Linked DNA regions of Homo sapiens: region 1 is linked to region 2. Evidence: chromatin loops called from intact Hi-C (ENCODE). Cell type or tissue: ovary. All regions are shown on one strand. Each heading gives the region's core, and the rest is flanking DNA. Links, peaks and the distances in the headings are about the cores only. Region 1 overlaps ARMH3 (armadillo like helical domain containing 3). Region 2 overlaps DPCD (deleted in primary ciliary dyskinesia homolog (mouse)).

Region 1 (2,914 bases), core at 322-2,821, 410 kb after region 2:
AATAACACTTTATCAATTTTTTAAAATGGCTTTCATGGACAGCTCTTGAGTTCTTGGTCTACTTTAGTCCTCTTCTATGCCAATTACTGTGGCTATCCCTCAGGCATGTGACCCATCGCTCAGTATTCTGGGGGTATTTTTGTTTGTTTTTTTATTTTGTTTTATTTTGTTATGTTTTGTTTTTATTTTATTTTTTTTTGAGACAGAGTCTCACTCTGTCACCCAGGCTGGAGTGCAATGGCGCGACTTCGGCTCACTGCAAGCTCTGCCTCCTGGGTTCACGTCATTCTCCTGCCTCAGCCTCCCAAGTAGCTGGGACTACAGGCGTCCGCCACCACGCCCAGCTATTTTTTTTTTAATTTTTTTTTTATTTTTAGAAGAGACAGGGTTTCACCGTGTTAGCCAGGATGGTCTTGATCTCCTGACCTTGTGATCCGCCCACCTCAGCCTCCCAAAGTGCTGGGATTACAGGCGTGAGCCACAGCGCAGGGCCCAGCGCTCAGTATTCTATGACTTCCTTTCAATGTATGTAAACCACGTTATCTGTTAACAGCTAACCTTAACCTGGCCAGGATATTTTTTACTTTTTTCCTCTGGAAATTGGTGAGATAATAAGGTGAGTGGCTTGGCCTATTTTATCTCCAGTTGTAATTCCACAGTGGTGTGGAAAGCAGAAAGCCCAATATAAAAATCCACATAGCGGATAATACCAGGGATTTCTAGTGAGCAAAATGAAGTCATGACAATTCATTTGGGTTAACAGGATCAATAAATTGGCCAAAAAAACTAACTTTGCACGTTATTAGACCCATTTCAGCACCAATGGAAACATACATATTTGAGGACAGCAGGAAACAAAGGCAACTGATTCAACTCCTTGTTACTACCACTTACCAATGCAAAGCAGGGTTTAAACAAGTACAGCCAGATAGGCTTTTCAATGGAATTAATCGGTATGAAATTTAGAGAGAAAAAAACACTGGGATTTTTAATGTGACCAACCTGAGCTAATACTGTGATGAAGTTGCGATTTAAATGAACAGCTTCATAAAGTGCCAGAAGAATGGCCTCATTGGTTCTAAAGAAAAAGAGAACAAATTGGAGCAGTTTTTATAGTGGGGGGAGTTAAAACAGTATAACCATGAAGATAAGATTGGATTGCACCCCAGCGCCTCATTATCAATTCCTTTGCATTTCTAAAGTTCCCCTTTACTTGCCATTTGGGCGTATGCAAAAGTGTATAGGCAGGAGTCAGGGCCTTCACTTTAATTCCTTAGGACCAGTTCTCATCTACTTCATTATCTTCCCTCTGTTTTTCCACCTCAACCCAGTTAAGTCCTCAACTGGCTCAGACACCCATCCCTCTTTTGTTTCATTGCAGAGATAGTCTGGCAACAGTTGTTCAGCTTATTGTCGCTCAATACATATGAAAAGCAGAAATTTCTAAGGGTCCATTAATGTTCAAAACCCATGAAACATTTGAAAATCACCAAAAAAGTATGATTCTGTAAAAGATTAGCAAGAGGTAACACTGCACACTCTCATATCCAGCAGGACAGCCCACACTAAAGTCCAAGTCACTGCACAAGAATGTCAGGCACTTACTGTACTGAGATTTTCTCATGGGCATCTGCTATGAACATGCTGCCCACCTGTGGAAGAAAAGGGGAATTGCAAACTTATAGCAGGAGGATATGAGAGGAGCTTTATGCCTAGGAAGCCTTTTATCAGTGAAGAAAACAAGCTGCTTCCACCTGGGGAGAACTTGGAACTCTAGGCCATAAGTCACACACACCAAAACCAGCCCACTTTGAAAATCTTAAAAGACTCATAAGTAATAAATGAAATAATGAGAATCCTACTAAATCATCTTGCCTAGTAAATCATCTTGCCTACTAAATCACCTCGCTTTAAAGAAAAAGCCTAGTACTTTTGTCCAACTCTCCTTTTCAGTGTGTAAGTTTAGTCCCTCTGACAGTTAACCTACACATCTTCATCACTCTGTATCTTTCCTAGAAGTTGCTTATTTGAAGTCAGAAACTAACTTAGGAAAAACTTCACAGGAAGCAGGCTGACTTCAACCAACATAAAGCTATCTTTGGGAACAATATTCAGGTTTCAGACCAAAGCTGTCTATATGAGATCCACTCTCCATTTTTCAGATAACAAAATCTTTAGTTTGTGTCCTAGTCAGAGCAAGTGAATAAGTAAATGGAGTAGGCTGCCTCTAATGTGTATGATATCAGAAGCACTAAGATGCCTACACCCACTAAAAAATACCTCTTCCACCTCCTTAATTATGCTTGAAACTATACACAAACCTATGCTCCTAGAGCTTCATGTGTTTGGTACAAAACTTTCTGAAAACTTGACTGAAAGGCAGAGATATCTGGGAGCAGTATAATTGTATCTAATTCATTTCATCAAACACCAGTACAAAACTCATACTTCTCTAGCCCCTGAGAGACTTCACTCATTTACATTTTGGAGTTAAAGAGTTTATCAGGCCCCTTCCTGAGAACAGGCTGAGAAGGCAGAAGGAACAATTCGTAAGCAGTGGAGGAAAAAGAATTGCAGAAGTGGAGGAGGAGAGGGGGCAACTACTTCTTGCAACTAACCAAAAAATTGTCTTGCCCTAGAGCTGAATACTTGGATAATAATGCCCGAAAGACAGACTTTCTGAATCTGCCTAGATTCTAGAATCTCCTAGATTTATCTCTTCAAAATCAGTCCCAGATTATCTGGTACCAAATGCCAAGAAACCTTGCCCTGGAGTCTTGCCAGCTGGACCAATAACTTCCCTAAAATTCAGACCTCTAAGCCCAAACCCTAAGCTATTAGAAGAGTGGCACAGATCTACTGCACGATCGCTCAACCCTAGGACCAGCTATGAGGATCAAACAGCCATGGCAGA
Region 2 (2,914 bases), core at 101-2,600:
TCCCCAGACTGACAGTGGGGCAGATGCTTGGGCCGCTTGGAAGTCTCTTGCATAATGCTTCAAAAGGGGTACTCAACTTCCCTTTGTGGTCCCCTAGAGGGGAGGCAAACTGCAGGGGTTGAAAGGACAGAAGGTGGCCACAGTGCATTTCCATTTTGGAAATGCATTGATCTCATTTAGGTTTCTGGAGCCCTGACTGATCACAGGAGAACAATGCCCTGTGTGAGGCCTGAAGGGAATGACCCTGAAATGAATCAATCTTGACCTGGGCTAGAGAGAATACAGTCTAGGGACAACTCCCACAAAATAGATTTGGGCATTGAGATGGGAGGTTTTATAAGTTACCTGTCTGCAAGCTGTGAAGCCATTCAACATGCCTCATGGGGATGCCCCCACCCATCTCTTGCTTTACATGCAGTAATGGGGACACAGCTCCTTGTGCATCTCCTCAGGTGATGTGGTGCCAGTCTCCCCTTCCATCTCCCTCAGGCTCACGAGGCCCACAGGGAAGCAGGGTAGCTCCCAGACTCCCCCATCGCAGCCCTGGGTGCTGCCATCCTCTTGTGACCCCCATATCCCATTGCTTTGGCAGGGTTAAGAGGACAGGGGAAAGGGTGGAGATGGATGAATTAATTTCAGGATTATTGCTGTACATGCAGCCAGCAGCCCCTGCAGTGGGCCTTGTCTATAAATATAAAGTCATAATAATAAGGGTTTGTGTTTATAAAGCACTTTGAAGCCCTCAGATAAGAGGCAGTTTATTCCCGTTATTGTTCTCATCATTAACAGGAGTCACTGCCTAAAGTGGAATTTAGCAATTTCAGACAACAGAGAAATTGCCTGTAGGAGAACAAACTCCATGCTTCAGCAAGCATTCCTTGGTGGAAGAGGCCTTGGGTCCAAACTGGGAACAAAAGTGCTTCTGATAGCACTTGAATCTGCAGCCCAGCACTTTGTGAAGCTGGCTGCTGCCTCTTTTTTGTCCCCCAGAGGTCACTGTCGAATACAGATATCAGACAGAAATGTGATTACCAGGGAGTGAGGAAAGAGGCTAGCTAGCTCACCAAAAAATTCATCTGCCAGCATATCCTCTGGGTCCCATCTCCTGCGCACATCCAGCCATAGGTGGCGCTGTTGGCCAGGAGCTCCATGGCTGGAGGCCCAGGCTAGCTCTCAAGGCAAGCAGGGGTTGTTGGACATTTTTGAAATGATGGGTGAGGCCAGGTGGGATGGGAGTGATGCCCCTGGAGGGGCAGGGCTGAGGGTTGGATTCCCATAGAGGACAGAGGAGTGTTTCAGGGCCCACTTTGGAACCCACACTGAGCCTCTGGTCCAGTGTCCCAGCCTGGCTCATCCCTGCCCTCCTCAGGTCTCTCTGTTGGGAGGTAACCTAGAGGCCGCTGAACCCTTAGCCAGATCGTTCCCGAACCTAGTGGCATTTTTACCTTCTACCTGGAAGAATGTATTTTATACCTTTACTCCCATTAATTATATAGAACTCAATGGGTATTCCTTTATTATTATTATTAATTTGGAAGGGAGAGATTTATTTCTCATCAGGGGTTACAGCCTGCATAGACATTCTTTTTTATTTTTATTTTTATTTATTTATTTTTTTTTTAAGAGATGGAGTCTTGGCTGGGCGCGGTGGCTCACGCCTGTAATCCCAGCACTCTGGGAAGCCAAGGCAGGTGGATCATCTGAGGTCAGGAGTTTGAGACCAGCCTGGCCAACATGGCGAAACCCTGTCTCTCTAAAAATACAAAAATTAGCCAGGCGTGGTGGTGCATGCCTGTAGTCCCAGCTACTCGGGAGGCTGAGGAAGGAGAATCGCTTGAACCCAGGAGGTAGAGGTTGCAGTGAGCCAAGATCATGCCATTGCACTCCAGCCTGGGTGACAGAGTGAGACTCCATCTCAAAAAAAAAAAAAGAGATGGAGTCTTGCCCTATTGCCCAGGCTAGAGTCCACTTCTTGCAATCATAGCTCACTGTAGCTTTGAACTCCTGGGCTCAAGGGATCCTCCCGCCTCATCCTCCTGAGAAGCTGGGACTATAGGCGCATACCACCCAATCTGGCCAAGTTTAAACAATTTTTTATAGCGTTGAGGGTCTCTCCATTTTGCCCAAGCTGCTCTCAAAATCCTGGGCTCAAGTGATCCTCCTGCCTTGGCCTCCTGAAGTGCTGAGATTACAAGCATGAGCCACCACACCCAGACCAGGGTGGCCATTCTGGCAGGTGGGGAAGTGTGGCCTCTGGCCAGAAGCCAAAAACTCAATGGCTACTCCCTTCCACAGTGTTTAGCTTTTTAAGGATATAGTACATTTAAAATCTGTTTTCTGATCATCATTCTGTCAGGAGGTGGACAGGATCCATACTTTTATTCTTGTGTTATAGATGATTATATAAATGTATATATAAAGTCAGCATGATGAACCAGCTTGCTGAAAGTTAGTGACTGTCTCTCCTGATACTCAGACATCTGCACTTCAGAAATGCACATCATGGCATTTCTCTCTGATTTGACCTCTTCCTTCACCTGGAGGTTCCATAACCTGCCCCAGTTCTAATATTCTGGAATGTGGTTACTAACCAAAGCCAGAGTTTCTTTACCCATACTTGCCTTGTCTCTGAAGAGCTGGGTTGGTGACTTTACTTGAAGGAATTGATTGCAGTGTATCATGTCCTTGGCCTCACATATTAGTGAGGGATGAATCAGGGAAGGAAAAAAGTGCTTTTCCAGGATCCCAGTGTTGGACCATCTATTCCTGATAACGTTTGTGCAGAAAGAGGGCTCCTAGCCTCAGCCTGGAAGTTGGCCGCTGTAGGTGGAATGAGCCAGGGTGCAGGAGTGAGAAGTTGTTGGGTTAAATCTGGCCTCTGCCACTGTTAGCTGTAGAATTTAGGCAAGGTTTC

What was found. Peaks named below come from ENCODE experiments on the same cell type or tissue, not always from the same donor. Only the 100,000 strongest peaks of a DNase experiment are listed, where the experiment ranks them.
Region 1: it touches region 2 in a loop (4-fold over the local background); 7 of 110 quality-filtered maps call a loop at or near these places.

Annotation. Positions count from the first base shown.
Region 1 is chr10:102,008,372-102,011,285 of GRCh38, forward strand. ARMH3 (armadillo like helical domain containing 3) reads right to left here. Exons shown (of 26, transcript NM_024541.3): 12 at 1,606-1,652; 13 at 1,003-1,078. Among named protein-coding and RNA genes, the nearest start is that of ARMH3, 46 kb to the right of the region's middle. RefSeq lists an enhancer at 1,476-1,545. In ovary, for the core only: a CTCF peak has its summit at 1,648; a DNase peak (open chromatin) is centred at 1,636.
Region 2 is chr10:101,601,840-101,604,753 of GRCh38, forward strand. The region is part of intron 4 of DPCD (deleted in primary ciliary dyskinesia homolog (mouse)); the gene reads left to right. Among named protein-coding and RNA genes, the nearest start is that of MIR3158-2, 1.8 kb to the left of the region's middle. RefSeq lists a silencer at 1,047-1,206. In ovary, for the core only: a CTCF peak has its summit at 1,142; a DNase peak (open chromatin) is centred at 1,142.